Regions from separate parts of the Homo sapiens genome. Here region 1 is linked to region 2. A link is a contact called in ENCODE POLR2A ChIA-PET data. All regions are on one chromosome and are shown on one strand. Each heading gives the region's core, a stretch centred on a gene start or an enhancer-like site at or near the end of the contact. The rest is flanking DNA. Distances are from core to core; before and after follow the strand shown.

Region 1 (7,446 bases), core at 4,712-7,211, 100 kb before region 2:
GAGCCGAGATCGCAACACTGCACTCCAGCCTGGGTGACAGAGCAAGACTCCGTCTCAAAAAAAAAGAGAAATATTTGGAAACTCACTGGACAAGGCAAGAGGGCCAAAGTGGAATAGTGGAGACAAAGGCAGAGTGCGGGCAGGTGTAGGGCAGATGGGTTGCATGAAGCCCAGCCCTGAGACTCCTGGGTGGTGGAGATGCTAGGGTGTGGTGGGGTGAGGCCAGAGGCTGAGGCCACGCCCTGTTGTGAATTCAGTTCTCATGAGCACCTACTACGACCTTATCCCCTGCAAAAATGTCCCTTTCCTCACAGCACTTAGAATTTTTTCAACCAATATATATACATTGACAATTTACCATGTACTTGGCTCAAAGCTGGCCACCAGAGTCTCAGAGATAAATATAATTCTAAGACACTTACAATAAAGTGAGAGTCACATGTGCACACAGATATAAGCTGATTAACACTGGAATAAGTCATTTAACTTCTAAAGAACTTGAGTTTTCTCATCTATAAACTAAGGGAGTTTGACTATTTGTAACATATCCTATCTACTTCCAAAAGATTTTGAAATAGCTTCCAAAAACACACATTTATAATAATTTTGTTAAGCTAGAATTAGAAAACTAAACAGCAAGTGGAAGAAGAGAAACTAATGGAAGGGGAGAGGAGACAAAAGAAAAAAGCTAATATGAGGTCAGGTTGGGTTGAGAAGTCAGATGCCAATCGCCCTGGCTATGTTGTCACTAGAGTGGATCATCAGATGTGATTTTTGAGCTTCTTAGCAGCCAAGGAGAAACGAGAAACAGAGGTTTATATGATTACCATCGTATGGCAAAATAACACATCAGGTCTTCAGGAGAAAGTAAATCTTTCCTGGTAGTAAATACTGCAGATAATTTATTGTGTGGGCCCTTCCTTATATACTCAATGTAGATTACAATGCCTTTAGTGGTGGTTTTTCCAGGACAAAAAAATGCAGCTTTTCATGTGGTCATTTCTTCTGCCAACCATCAAGAGATGCCAAGCGTATAACATTAAAATGGAACTTGGCTGAAGGCATTTTTCCTGGGCAGCTAAGCTAAGGTGGTTCTAATGTGTAGTTTTTTGGTGACATGAACTGTTACTAGGATAGAACTCAGAATCTACAGAGGAACAGTTATATAAGTTATATAAGTAGTTTTTCTCACCATCCCTGAGTATTGGCAAATGTTTTCATTTTTGCCAAGCAGAAAGGTGAAAAAGTGATGTTTAATTTTAGTTTTATTTTGCATTTCTTGAATTATGAGTGCTATTAAACATCTTTCTACATGTTTATGGGCCACTGATATTTCTCTTTCTGTAAACTACTTGTATTGGCAAAAACTGCAATTACTTTTGCACCAACCTAATATATATTCTTTGGCTTTTTTTTTTTTTTTGAGATGGAGTCTTGCTCTGTCACTCAGGCTGGAGTGCAGTGGTGCAATCGCAATCTTGGCTCACTGCAACCTATGCCTCCCAGGTTCAAGCGATTCTCCTGCCTCAGCCTCCCAAGTAGCTGGGATTACATGTGCCCACTATCATGCCTGGCTAATTTTTGCATTTTTTTCCCCAAGACGGAGTCTTGCTCTGTTGCCCAGGCTGGAGTGCAGTGGCGTGATCTTGGCTCACTGCAACCTCCGCCTCTGGGTTCAAGCAATTCTCCTGCCTCAGCCTCCTGAGTAGTTGGGATTACAGGTGCCACCACGCCCAGCTAATTTTTGTATTTTTAGTAGGGATGGGGTTTTACCATGTTGGCCATGCTGGTCTTGAATTCCTGGCCTCAAGTGATCCACCTGCCTTGGCCTCCCCAAATGCTGGGACTACAGATGTGAGCCACTGTGCCAGGCAGCTATCTTTAGAAAAAACTGCTTCAGTGTTCTCATCTATAAAATGGAGATAGTAATAATAGCACTTACCTTATAGGGTTACTTACTGTGAGAATTAAATGAAATAATCCATATACTTAAAATAGTGTCTAGCATATAGTAAATGATCATTAAGTATTAGCAATTAAAATAATTGTTTTTTCATATTAATTAGTATGAGTTTCTTTGCAAATTAAGGAAATATCCCCATATCATATTTTCCTCAGTTATTGGAAAAACATTTCTATGGTGGTTTTCCATACAGAAGTTTAAAATTTTTTTATGTGGTTGAATGTATTAGTCTTTTCCTGTATGACTCTGGGTTTTCCATCCTGATTAGAAAAGCCTTCCCACTATGCTATGTGGGTGATGGGTTTGATTGTACCCCAAATCCCAGCATCCTGCAGTATAGCCTTATAACAAACCTGCACATATATCCCCCAAATCTAAAATAAAAGTTGGAAAAAAAGAAAGACTTTCCTATTCCAAAATGTAAATCAATTTACCCATACTTCCTTATAGAATTTACATGGCTTTATGACACTTAAATCTTTGACCCAAATGGAATTGTTTTGGTTCCATTTTTATGATCCCTCTCCAACAATATTCCAGGCATCCCAACACCATTGATTGAATATTGTATTTTCTCCATTGAGTTGAGTGGACATGTTTGAATCTTTCACTAAAGTTCTGGAGCCCCTTCCCTAGCTTAAGGTTCCTTTTGGCTTTAATGTGTCAGGGTGGATGCCGACCCATTGGAAGAGACAGGCATGGATGTGGAGTAAGGGAAAGAGGTAGAGCAGGGAGCAGAGGCTCTAACCTCTGTACCATCAGCTTGATGAGTGATCTTAACACATCATTTCTGCTTTCTGGGCCTCCGTTTCTCTGTAGAATGAGTAGAGAAGACCAGTTATTTTCTAAGGCCTCTTCCAGTTTGAATACTGTTTGATTCTAGGGATTGCAGAGAGCAAGTGTGTGGGAGTGACAGAGCAGGAACTGAAAATGAGACATCCATGGTATTTGTCAGTCTCTTCTTTGCCGGTCCTGCCCTCTCCCACCATCCACCACCCCTCACCCCCCAGCTCCCCTGTCCAAGGCCCAGGGGCCTGGGAACCAACCAGACCTTAGCCCTGGCAGGGGAGGGCAAGTCCCAAGAGAAGCTACTGATTGGGGGACAGCAGGCAGAGGACACAGTCCCCTGAAATATGCTGAGAAAGCCAGCCCTGTGCCAGCACCACTAGAGTCTAATCACCTCCAAGGCCCTAGACCCATCCCAAGAGAGGAAGGGCTGGGTAGGACCGGAAAGCGCCACTCCGAAGGTGGGATGTGACTGTAGGAACACACACATGCACACACACACACACACATGCACGCATATGCACACATGCACGATACACACACACATGCACGCATGCACACACATGCACACACACATACACACACATGCACGCATATACACACACACATGCACACATGCACGCACACACGCATACACACACACATGCATGCACACATCATCCCAGGATGCATACACACAAAAGGGGGCAAAATTACTTGGGCTTTGCAGTGAGACAGACCTCCGTTCAAATCCCTGCTCCACCACTTAATCTGTATGATCTTGGCAAGGTATTTAAATTCCAGAGCGTCCTCGAGAATGAACTTTGCAGGATTTTTGTGACAACTCAGTGAATCCTAACACAGTGCCTGGGACACAGTAGGAGGCCACTTTAGGATATTCTGTGTCCCCTCCTGCTCCCTCTTTCTCTGTCCTAGATGCTTGAGTCTTTGATCAGGCCATAGCATGGTGCAATAGAAAGAGATCTTGGCCCTGGGGTCAGACCACCCTGCATTTGAATCCCACCCATGCAGCTTCATTACCTCACATCCATAGAGCACTCGGCATGGCGCCGGGCCCACAGTGGGCACACAACAAGTGGTGTAAATACTACTGCTAGGTTCATCTTCAATGAGCCCAGGAGCTTACTGAGGCCAGCATCCAGGTAGGACCAGGTAGGACAGGGTGTTCAGGCCTGGAGAGAAGAAGGCGTGAGTCTGAGGGATTCACTAACAAAGGCTTAAGACGATCATGCAGTAATGATCCGATGGCCCCACTGGGAGTCTTGACACTGACTCATCCTCATGTTCGATTCAGTTCTAGGCAGCCTTCACAGAGCCATTTCCTGGCCTACACCCCTGTCATTCCCAGCCAGTCAATAAGCCACCATCAATAAGGCTGCCAGATAAAATCTAGGACACACAGTTACATTTGAATTTCAGATAAATATTGAGTTTTTTTTGATATAAATGTGTCCCAAATATTGCATAGGGCATACTTATGCTAAGAAATTCTTATCTGAAATTCAAATTTAACTGTGCGTCCTATATTTTTATTTGCTAAAGATGGCACCCCTAGCCACTTGATCACCCACCACTTATAATAGTAATGACTTACATTTGTGAACACTTAAGCGACCATTACATCAGCTGCGTGCCGCCCTTTGCAGTCAAGGTCACGTCCACTAGCTGGTACATCCCTCCTTTGAAGAGGTGGCACATGACATTGTGGCGAGGGGACGTGCAGGCACTGCTGAGCCTCCTCAGCTCACTGAGGAGGCCCGGGGGGGCACCGGGCTCACTGGGAGTGGATGGGAGCCCTTAGTCAGCAATATCATTATTATTACCTGCCTTTAACAAGCAAAAAAACTGCAGTGCATTCATTTAACAAACGTGTACTAAGCCTGGTGCTTTTCAAGGCCTGAGAGGAGAGGTTAACTGATGTGCACAGTCCCCCGGCTGGTGGATGATGGCCAGCTGAACTCTGCAATCCTAGGCGGAGGCGGTCAAATGATTCTCCACCCTCTCCATCATGCCAATGCTGGAGAATCCCCAGCAATACATTGCAAGTGTGTCTGAATCTTCTGTGTATGTGTTCGTCTCCCTCCCCAGCCGGCTCCACTCCTCTTACCTCACTCCAGGCTGGGAGCCCCAGTGGCTAGAGACAGTCTTATTAACCTTAGGATTCCACTGAGGAGCTCAGAGTGGGTGCCCAGTAATTACAGGGAGTTATTGACGGGGGTCCCCTCTTTACCAAGCCACTGCTTCCTTGGGACCAGGGGCATGACACTGGTTACATACTTCCCACGGCCCTGCTCTTCTTCCTTCAGGTCACAAATTCCGAGGGCCTCTGGAAGGAGTCAAGAAAGGAAGGGCAGATACTTGGGTGGGACAGAAGAGGAGAGGTTGAAGACAGGATTAAGGCGGTAAAATACAAAACACATACTTACACAAATAACATTGTTTTGGCATCAGCAGTGCTGGCATTTACTGTGATGGGTGGGTCCCTAAAATTAAAGTTGATTGGGGAAGGGGTCAGGGCAGGGACAGGTTCAGAGTCAAGATACTCAGGGCAGTGCTGAATGAGTCTTAGAACACTAGCACGTAGGAGCAGCATTCCACAGCTGGCCCCTGCCCCTCACCCCACCCCAGCCCTTGGCCACTCCGCTCCAGCCACGCTGGCCACCCTGCCTGCGTGCTCCCTGTCAGGGCCTTTGCTCTTGCTGTTGACTGCTTGGAATGCTCTTCCCCCAAATGTCACTCAGTTGGCTCCCTTGCTTTTTCCAGTCTCCTTCTCAACAAGGCCAGCCCTGCCCATCCTGCTGAGTCCTGGAACTGCCACATCCCTGCCCTCCTCACCACCTTGCCTAGCACCGCTTTCCCCTGTCCACAGTATCTCTAACTTCTAGAACTTTTTGTTATTTTGCTCACTGATGTATCCTAACATTGCAGAATGGCACCTGGCATGGTGTGTGCTCAGTAAACATGTGTTGTGTTGAATTTGTTGAACTGAATCTGGAAGGACCTTGATCATCTAGTTATTTCTAACCAGGTGTGCTTTCCGAGTTTCCGGTGGAACTTGTCAAAACACCCCAATCAGAGTCCCTACCCCAGACCTCCCGAGTCAGCTTGAGGAGCTCCCCAAGGTTTCATATATTAAAAATCCCTTCTCTGGTGCAGTCTCCCCTCTTAGCAACTGGCTTGCCAAGGCTCCCAGAGGGCCCGCTCCGTCCAAGGTCACTGCATAGTTGGGGGCTGAGCCAGCAATCCCACAGTTCTCTCCACTTGGAGCCCATTCCAGCTCTTCAGGCGGATTGGACAGCACCTCCTAGGCCAGTCTGGGGGACCCTCAGTCCAGAACACTCATTATCAGAGAGAGTGCCTGGCACTGTTGTTCTCTGTTTAGTTTCCTCCCAGCCCAGTGCCTAGCACATAGCTGGAGCTCCATGATTTGCTTTTATTGTTTTCTGTCTTATTCTTGGTGAGCAGATATGCCTGGGCCTCGGTCCAGTTGATCTTCATTTCACGTTCTCCAGTGAGCTGAGCAGGCACAGGGCTGGAGAAGTGAGGAACGGAAGGATGCCCCTGCCTTTCTCACTATGACCTGAGTTTCGAAGCAACGTCCTGTGACAACGAGAGAACTGGCTTGGGGCCAGTTGTCTATTGCTGTGTGGTCTGAGCCGGTCTCATAACCATTCTGTTTCCCAGCCTGTAAAATGTGGCTGGCACCCGGGGTGGACATGAGGATCCCACCTGCCAAGGTATTGCTGGAGGCTCACCATACAAACCCAAGGTTGCACTCTTGTTCAATGCCTCCTGTGGCACCCCTCTACCCAAGGACAAAGTTCATTTCCTTGGCCTGGAACCTGAAGTTCTTCCACCTTGGCCCCAGTCCCCAGCCCCTTGCCTCATCTGCTGGCACTCCTCTCTACACACCCTTCACTCTGGCCACTGTTAGTCACCACCCTGAACAGGCCACACCGTATCACACCTCCACACCTTTACACAAACCGTTCCTTCTGCTGGGAATGTCCCCTCCCTTTGCTACCCAGAGAATCGCAGCATCGCCAGCCTCTGCAACACCTTCCTGTTCTGTCTGTATCTGATGTGGAGGCCCGCAGCCCGGGTTACACCCCTGGCTCCACCACCTACCTGCTGAGTGACCTCAGGCAAAGTTCTCTACCCTCTCAGCCTCAGTTTCCTCATCTGCAAAATGGAGAAGATAACAAGACCATCCTTCAGGGTGTTGTAAAGATGAACTGAGATCATGTGGGACCTGGCCCCTTCCTGGCACACACGAGGTGTAAATGATGACTGTTAGTACTATCCTTAGTGTTCCTATCAATACCTCACTCTGCCCAACTGCACTCAGGATCTCTGCCCTCTAAGGTGACCCAAGGACCCCCCAGGCCAGCTGATTCTGGAGAAGCATGGGGATGGGGAGATTTCCTGCAGTCAGCCCTTTCTCTCTCTTTCCCTCCCTCCCTCCCTTCCTTTTTTCCTTCTTTCCTCCCGCCTTCCTTCCTTTTCCTTTCTTTTCTTTTCCTTTCTTTCTTTCTTTTTCTTTCTTTCTTTCTTTCTTTCTTTTTCTTCTTTCTTTTTCTCTGTTTCTCTCTCTCCCTCTTTCCTTCCTTCCTTCCTTTTTTTCCTTCCTTCTTTCCTCTCTCCGTCTCTTTCTTTCTTTCCTTTCTTCTTTCTTTCTTTTCCTTTCTTCTTTCTTT
Region 2 (6,467 bases), core at 663-3,162:
TGCTCACACCACAGCCTGGGGTTAGGAGGGCCTCTCTGCTAACCCAGGGCAAGATTGCTGGAGAAGAAAGGATGTGAAGGCATCAGCAGCCCTGGATTGGAGCCCCCACATTCATCTGACCGGCCACCTCACCTGCTCCCTTGTCCTAGGGGCCTGGAAGAGGTTGGATGCCACAGCTGGGAGGAGCTTTGGAAATCAACTTGTTGAGTAGTTGGATTCCTTCTAATATTTTTTGCAGTTTTATTTTTTCATCAGGTTTTATAAATATAGTTTGAAAATTGAAATCTCTGCTGGGCACGGTGGCTCATGCCCAGCACTGTGGGAGGCCAAGGTGGGCGGATCACTTGAGGTCAGGAGTTCAAGACCAGCCTGACTAAGACGGTGAAACCTCATCTCTACCAAAAAATATAAAAATTAGCTGGGTGTGGTGGTGTGAACCTGTAGTCCCAGCTACTGGGGAGCCTGAGGTGGGAGGATCACTTGAACCCAGGAGGCAGAGGTTGCAGTGAGCAGAGATTGAGCCACTGCACTCCAGCCTAGGCAACAGTGAGACCCTGTCTCAAAAAAAAAAAAAAAAAATCTCACTCCCACCTCCATCGCGTTCTCCCCCATAATCATTTATTAGTTTCTTGTATATCCCTTGAGTTTCCTTACACAATACCAAATACACACAAATATATATTCTTTTTTTCATTCTTACCCAAAATACAGCGTAGCATGTCTACTGTATTTGTTGCCTTACCTATTAGCAGTACCTGGGTGTGCCTGGATTTCTCCTGCCGCCTATGTCGGCTCTCCTGTTTCTGGCTGTCTTAGTCTGTTTGAACTGCTATAACAACATACCATAAACTAGGCAGCTTAGAAACAACAGAAATTTATTTCTCACAGCTCTAGAGGCTGGGAAGTCCAAGGTGAAGGCAAGGGCAGATTTGGTGTCTGGTGAGGGCCAGCTTTCTGATTCCTGGACAGAGGCTTCTTATTGTGTCCTCACATGGTGGAAGGGGTGAGGAATCTCACCAGGCCTCTTTTCATAAGAGCACTAATCCCATTCATGAGGGCTCCACCTCCATGACCTATTTACCTCCCACAGCACCACCGCCCCGCCGCCCCACAATAGCATTACCTTGGGTATTAGGATTTCAACATGTGGATTTGGGGGGATACAAACATTCAGACCATAGCACTGGCCTTGACCACTCATCCCAGGGTTCCCCAGTTGGCCCCAAGTCATGAGCAGTGTTTGTTCACCTTTGTATACCAAACTTCATTCAGATGCCAGGATTCAGGTCAAACCGGCCTCTGAGGAATTCTCAAGCTATATGAGCGGCCTGTTCATTCAGCCAGCAGATTATTTAGAATTTACTGTGTGCCGGATGCTGTGCTAATCTCTAGGGATACAGTGGTGATCAAAAAAGTCCACGTTAATCAAGTAATTAAACAGTTTTATAATTATAGCTGTGATAAGGGTTGCAAAGAAAGGACATGTGCTATAAGAGCAAGTGCTCCAAGGACCTGCCCCACCTAGTGTTGGGGGTGGCCCGTGCCGAGGCACATGACATGGCACACATGCTGGGAGCAGGAGTCAGGCCAGGACTGCAGATGTGGGTACCATGTGGCCTAGAATGCTGGCTTTCTCAACTTGGCTTGAGTGGCTTCTCTTCTCCCCACTCCCGCAGTCTGTGGGATGTCCTGGGCCCCTTGAGTTTTATTGTGTCCAAGACAGGAGACCCCCTTCTCTGCCAGATGGTGCTGATCATTTCTCTTCCCCCACCCGCATCACATCGTCTTCTATTTCCCCAGCTCTGAGCCTGCAGGCTCCTGAAGCTGGAGGCTTTCTTTCCATTCCAGGCTGAGGGGAAGTTGGGGGGTGGGGATGGGGGTTTGCTTCTCACTTCCTCTGTAGACAGCACCTCACTTCCTGTCCCCCAGGCTAGAAGAAGGCTAAAACTCTTGGCTTTGCTGTCCCTTCCTTTCTCCTCCCTGACTGCTTTCCTGGAAAGCCTACAGGCCTTGAAGGAGCAAGGCAGCATCAAAGCCAGCAGCTTATCCCTGAAGGCCCTGCCGAGCTCCTTACCCCACCCTTACCCCGCACAAGGGACCTGGCTCCTCAGCTGCAGTCCTTTTCTAGATGGGATATTCTTCTCTCCTGTGCCCTGCAGGGGAGAGGAGTCAGAGTCAGAGGGCTCACCCCCATTTTACAGGAAGGAAACTGAGGCCCAGAGGGGTGCCAGCTTCACCTAGGGTCACGCGGTTTGGCTGCATGAATCTCAGGAGCAGAATCCCAAAAGCCTGACTCCTGTTTGTGATCACAAACAAGAGCAGAGCCCAGTGGGGGCTTGTGGGTGAACCAGAGCTGTTTTCTCCTCCCAGCGTAGAGCTGACAGCTTGGGGTGTCACCTCTGGGCTCTGGCTGGATGGTGCCCACTAGCTGAGCACTGGAGTTGCTTGAGTGCAGAAGGCATATTGGCTGGCCAGAGCCTATTCTTTTTGTAGAAAGAAGCCAGGAGATGGGGGCCTGGGTGCAGTGGCTCACGCCTGTAATCCCAGCACTTTGGGAGGCCAAGGTGGGTGGATCACAAGGTCAGGAGATCGAGACCATCCTGGCTAACACGGTGAAACACCGTCTCTACTAAAAATACAAAAATTAGCCAGGCATAATGGCACGCGCCTGTAGTCCCAGCTACTCGGGAGGCTGAGGCAGGAGAATCGCTTGAACCCGGGAGATGGAGGTTGCAGTGAGCCGAGATCGCGCCACTGCCTTCCAGCCTGGGCGACAGAGCAAAACTCCATCTCAAAAAAAAAAAAAAAAAAAAAGGCCAGGAGATAAAGTTTGGGGGATGGGCACTAGGAGCTGGAAGGGTATCTGCCCAGCACTCCTCCCCGTGCAGGTGCAGCCTCCCAGGCCCTATTGTCTCAGACCTGGGAGAAAATACTAATAGCTGATGTTTCAGTGGTCAGCTCTGCCATCACCTCCAGGAGCCTCTCTGCCTTGGTTCCTCCTGTGGGGCCCAGCATGTGTCTCTGGTTATGCCCAGGATATTGAAAAGATGCCAACTCCCTAATTCGGCCAGGGGATAGGAGAGGAGTTAGTTATTGGCATGGGCCAGGGAAGCAGGAAACCATCACCTTCAAATGTCCTTAGATCCAGCTGCACTGAGTCATTCTGGTTCCATATACACCCAGAGGTTTCTGCCTCCTCACTTCTGTTGCTGCCTTTCCTTCTGTGTGGAATGACACCCTTCCCTTTTGGTTGTATGTAAACCCCACCTGTCTTTACCTTCTGTTCACTTGATGTCTCCAATTCTGAAAAACGGTTTCAGCTTTAGCTTAATATTTCTCTCCTGATTTTTAAAGTTCTTCAAAAGACTCCTCTTATGGAACTTCCTTCATAGTACAGCTATCTATCCACATGTCTGTTTTCTTTTCTTCCCTTGAGGCAGAGTCTTGCTATGTTGCCCAGGCCGGTCTTGAACTCCTGGGCTCAAGCAATCCTCTGCTTCTATGCATTCAACTTTTTAGAATCCACATATGAGATCACGTGGTATTTGTCTGGGCCTGGCTTATTTCACGTAACATAATGTTCTCCAGATTCATCCACGTTGTTACCAATGACAGGATTTCCTCCTTTTTTAGGACTGAATAGTGTCCTATTATGTGTATATAGCATCTTTTCTTTATCCATTCATCTACTGATGGATACTTAGGTTGGTTCCATATCTTGACTACAATGAATAAACATGGGAGTACAGATATCTCTTCAACATCCTGATTTAATGGTAGTTCTATTTAAGGGTTTTTAATTTTTTTTTTTTTTTTGAAGCGGAGTCTTGCACCGTTGCCCAGGCTGGAGTGCAGTGGCGCAATCTCAGCTCACTGCGAGCTCCACCTCCCAGGTTCAAGCTATTCTCCCGCCTCGGCCTCCCAGGTAGCTGGGACTACAGGTGCCCACGACCACGCCCGGCTAATTTTTTGTAGTTTTAATAGAGATGGAATGGTCTCGATCTCCTGACCTCGTGATCTGCCCACCTCGGCCTCCCAAAGTGCTGGGATTACAGGCGCGAGCCACTGCACCCGGCCTTTTTTTTTTTTTTTTTTTAAATACAAGGTCTTGTTGTGTTGTCTAGGCTGGTCTTGAACTCCTGACCTCAAGTGATCCTCCTGCCTTGGCCTCCCAAAGTGTTAAGATTATAGGTGTGAGCCACTGGGTCTGGCCTATTTTAAGTTTTTTGAGAAACTTCCATACTATTTACCATAGTGGCTATACTAATTTATATTCCCTCCAGTGGTGTACAAGGGTTCCCTTTTCTCCACATCCTTGCCAACACTTATTTGTCTTTTTTATAATATTCTAAATGTATGAGGTAATATCTCATTGTGGTTTAAATTTACATTTCCCTGATGATTCGTGATATCGAGCATTTTTTCGTATACCCACTGGCCATTTGTCTGTCTTTTAAGAAATGTCAGGCTCTGCACGGTGGCTCATTGCCTGTAATCCCAGCACTTTGGGAGGGAGAGGCAGGCAGATTGCTTGAGCCCAGGAGTTCGAGACCAGCCTGGGCAACGTGGTCAAAGTCTGTCTCTACAAAAAAAATCCAAAAAATTAGTTGGGCGTGGTGATGCATGCCTGTAGTCCCAGCTACTCAGGAGGCTGAGGTGGGAGGATCAGCTGAGCCCAGGAGTTTGAGGTTGCAGTGAGCCATGATTGATTGCACCACTGCAACCAGCCTGCACTCCAGCCTGAGTGAATGAGATGTGTGGTTTACAAACATTTTCTCCTATTCTGTAGATTGTCTCTTTAATCTGCTGTTTCCTTTGCTCTGCAGAAGCTTTTTAGTTTGATGTAATCCCCTTTGTTGCCTGTGCTTTTGGGGTCATATCCAAAAAGTCATTGCCCAGACCAATGTCATGGAGTTTTTACCCTGTATTTTATTTTCTCCTAGTAGTTTTACAGTTTCTGGTCAGGTTTAAGGTTTTTTTGTTTTTTTTTTTTTCCAAGACACAGCCTTGCTGTGTCACCCAGGCCAGAGTGCAGCAGCGCGATCTCGGCTTACTACAACCTCCACTACCTCCTGGGTTCAAGAGATTCCTGTGCCTCTGCCTCCCAAGTAGCTGGAATTACAGGCATGAGCCACCACACCCAGCTAATTTTTGTATTTTTAGTAGAGATGAGGTTTCACCATGTTGCCCAGGCTGGTCTCAAACTCCTGACCTCATGTGATCTGCCTGCCTTGGCCTCCCAAAGTGCTGGGATGATAGGCATGAGCACTGCGCCCGGCCAGGTTTAAGTTTTTAATCCATTTTGAGTTGATTTTTATATATGGTGTGAGATGAGGGTCTAATCTAATTTCAGTCTTCTGCATGTGAATATCCAGTTTTCTCAACACTAATTACTAAGGAGACTGTCTTTCCCTGTTGTATGTTCTTGGCATCTTTGTCAGCAATCAATTAACTGTAAACATGTGGATTTATTTCTGGTCTCTCTATTCTGAACCATTCATCTAGTATCTGTTTTTATGCCAGTACCATGCTATTTTGATTACTATAGCTTTGTAGTAGGTTCTTCAAATCAGTTAGTGTAATGCCTCCAAGTTTGTTCTTTTGCTCAAGAACAAACTTTTGCTCAGCTTATTTACCTGGCTTTACTCTAGGATGTGGTGTGATAGGTAGCATGGAGAATTTTGGATTCTCAGGGGTAGGTTCAATTCCTATATTCTAGAAATAAGAGGATTTTAACCTCTATTGTTTACTCTATCAAAGTAATTCTTTTGTGAGATGTATTGCTTTGGCTATTTGGGGTCTTTTATGGTTCCATATGAGTTTTAGGATTTTTTTTCCTATTTCTATGAAAAATATAATTGATATCTTGATAGGGATTGCATTGAATCTGTAGATTGCTTTGGGTATTTATGGACATTTAAAAAATATTAATTCTTCCAATCCCTGAACATGGGACATCTTTCCAGTTATTCATGTCAATTTCTTTTATCAGTGTTTTATAGTTTTTAGTGTAGAGATCCTTCACCTCCTTGGTTAAACTTATTCCCAATATTTTACTATTTTGTACTTTTTTAGGTAGTTCGTTGTTAACATATAGAAAGGCTACTGATTTTTTTTTCTTGCATGTCTTATGTCCCCTATAGACTGAAAGCTCCAAGAAGCCCAAGAGCTGACCCTTCTCTGAATCGCCCCCAGCTATATACCCAAGCATTGCATTTCCTAGTAAGTTTGTCGGTTCAGAAATATCTGTAGAATTAATAGGTTAGTACTATTTGCCAGAGAGAGTCACTGCGGTCTAAGATTGGGTTGAGAACTTTTTTTTTTTTTTTATGAGACAGACTCTCACTCTGTCACCCAGGCTGGAGTACAGTGGCGCGATTTCAGCTCACCACAACCTCAGCCTCTCAGGTTCAAGCAATTCTTCTGCCTCAGCCTCCCAAGTAGCTGGATCACAGGCGCGTGCCACC

What was found. ChIA-PET counts read pairs that join two places held with the same protein, here RNA polymerase II (POLR2A).
Region 1: POLR2A ChIA-PET joins it to region 2 with 10 read pairs in H1. The contact joins two enhancer-like sites. POLR2A ChIA-PET finds 5 or more read pairs at or near these places in 4 of 52 experiments (Caco-2, H1, WTC11 and 1 more).

The regions. Positions count from the first base shown.
Region 1 is chr12:49,921,411-49,928,856 of GRCh38, reverse strand. LINC02395 (long intergenic non-protein coding RNA 2395) reads right to left here. Exons shown (of 6, transcript NR_110048.1): 2 at 5,176-6,931; 3 at 4,344-5,075; 4 at 3,770-3,921; 5 at 3,469-3,595; 6 at 2,518-2,776. Among named protein-coding and RNA genes, the nearest start is that of LINC02395, 13 kb to the right of the region's middle. Within about 2 kb of position 5,961, at least 4 of the 41 ENCODE cell types and tissues checked have a DNase peak (open chromatin) inside an H3K27ac peak, as active enhancers do.
Region 2 is chr12:49,816,661-49,823,127 of GRCh38, reverse strand. The region is part of intron 1 of NCKAP5L (NCK associated protein 5 like); the gene reads left to right. It also overlaps the pseudogene NMTRQ-TTG6-1. Among named protein-coding and RNA genes, the nearest start is that of NCKAP5L, 8.5 kb to the left of the region's middle. Within about 2 kb of position 1,912, at least 5 of the 41 ENCODE cell types and tissues checked have a DNase peak (open chromatin) inside an H3K27ac peak, as active enhancers do.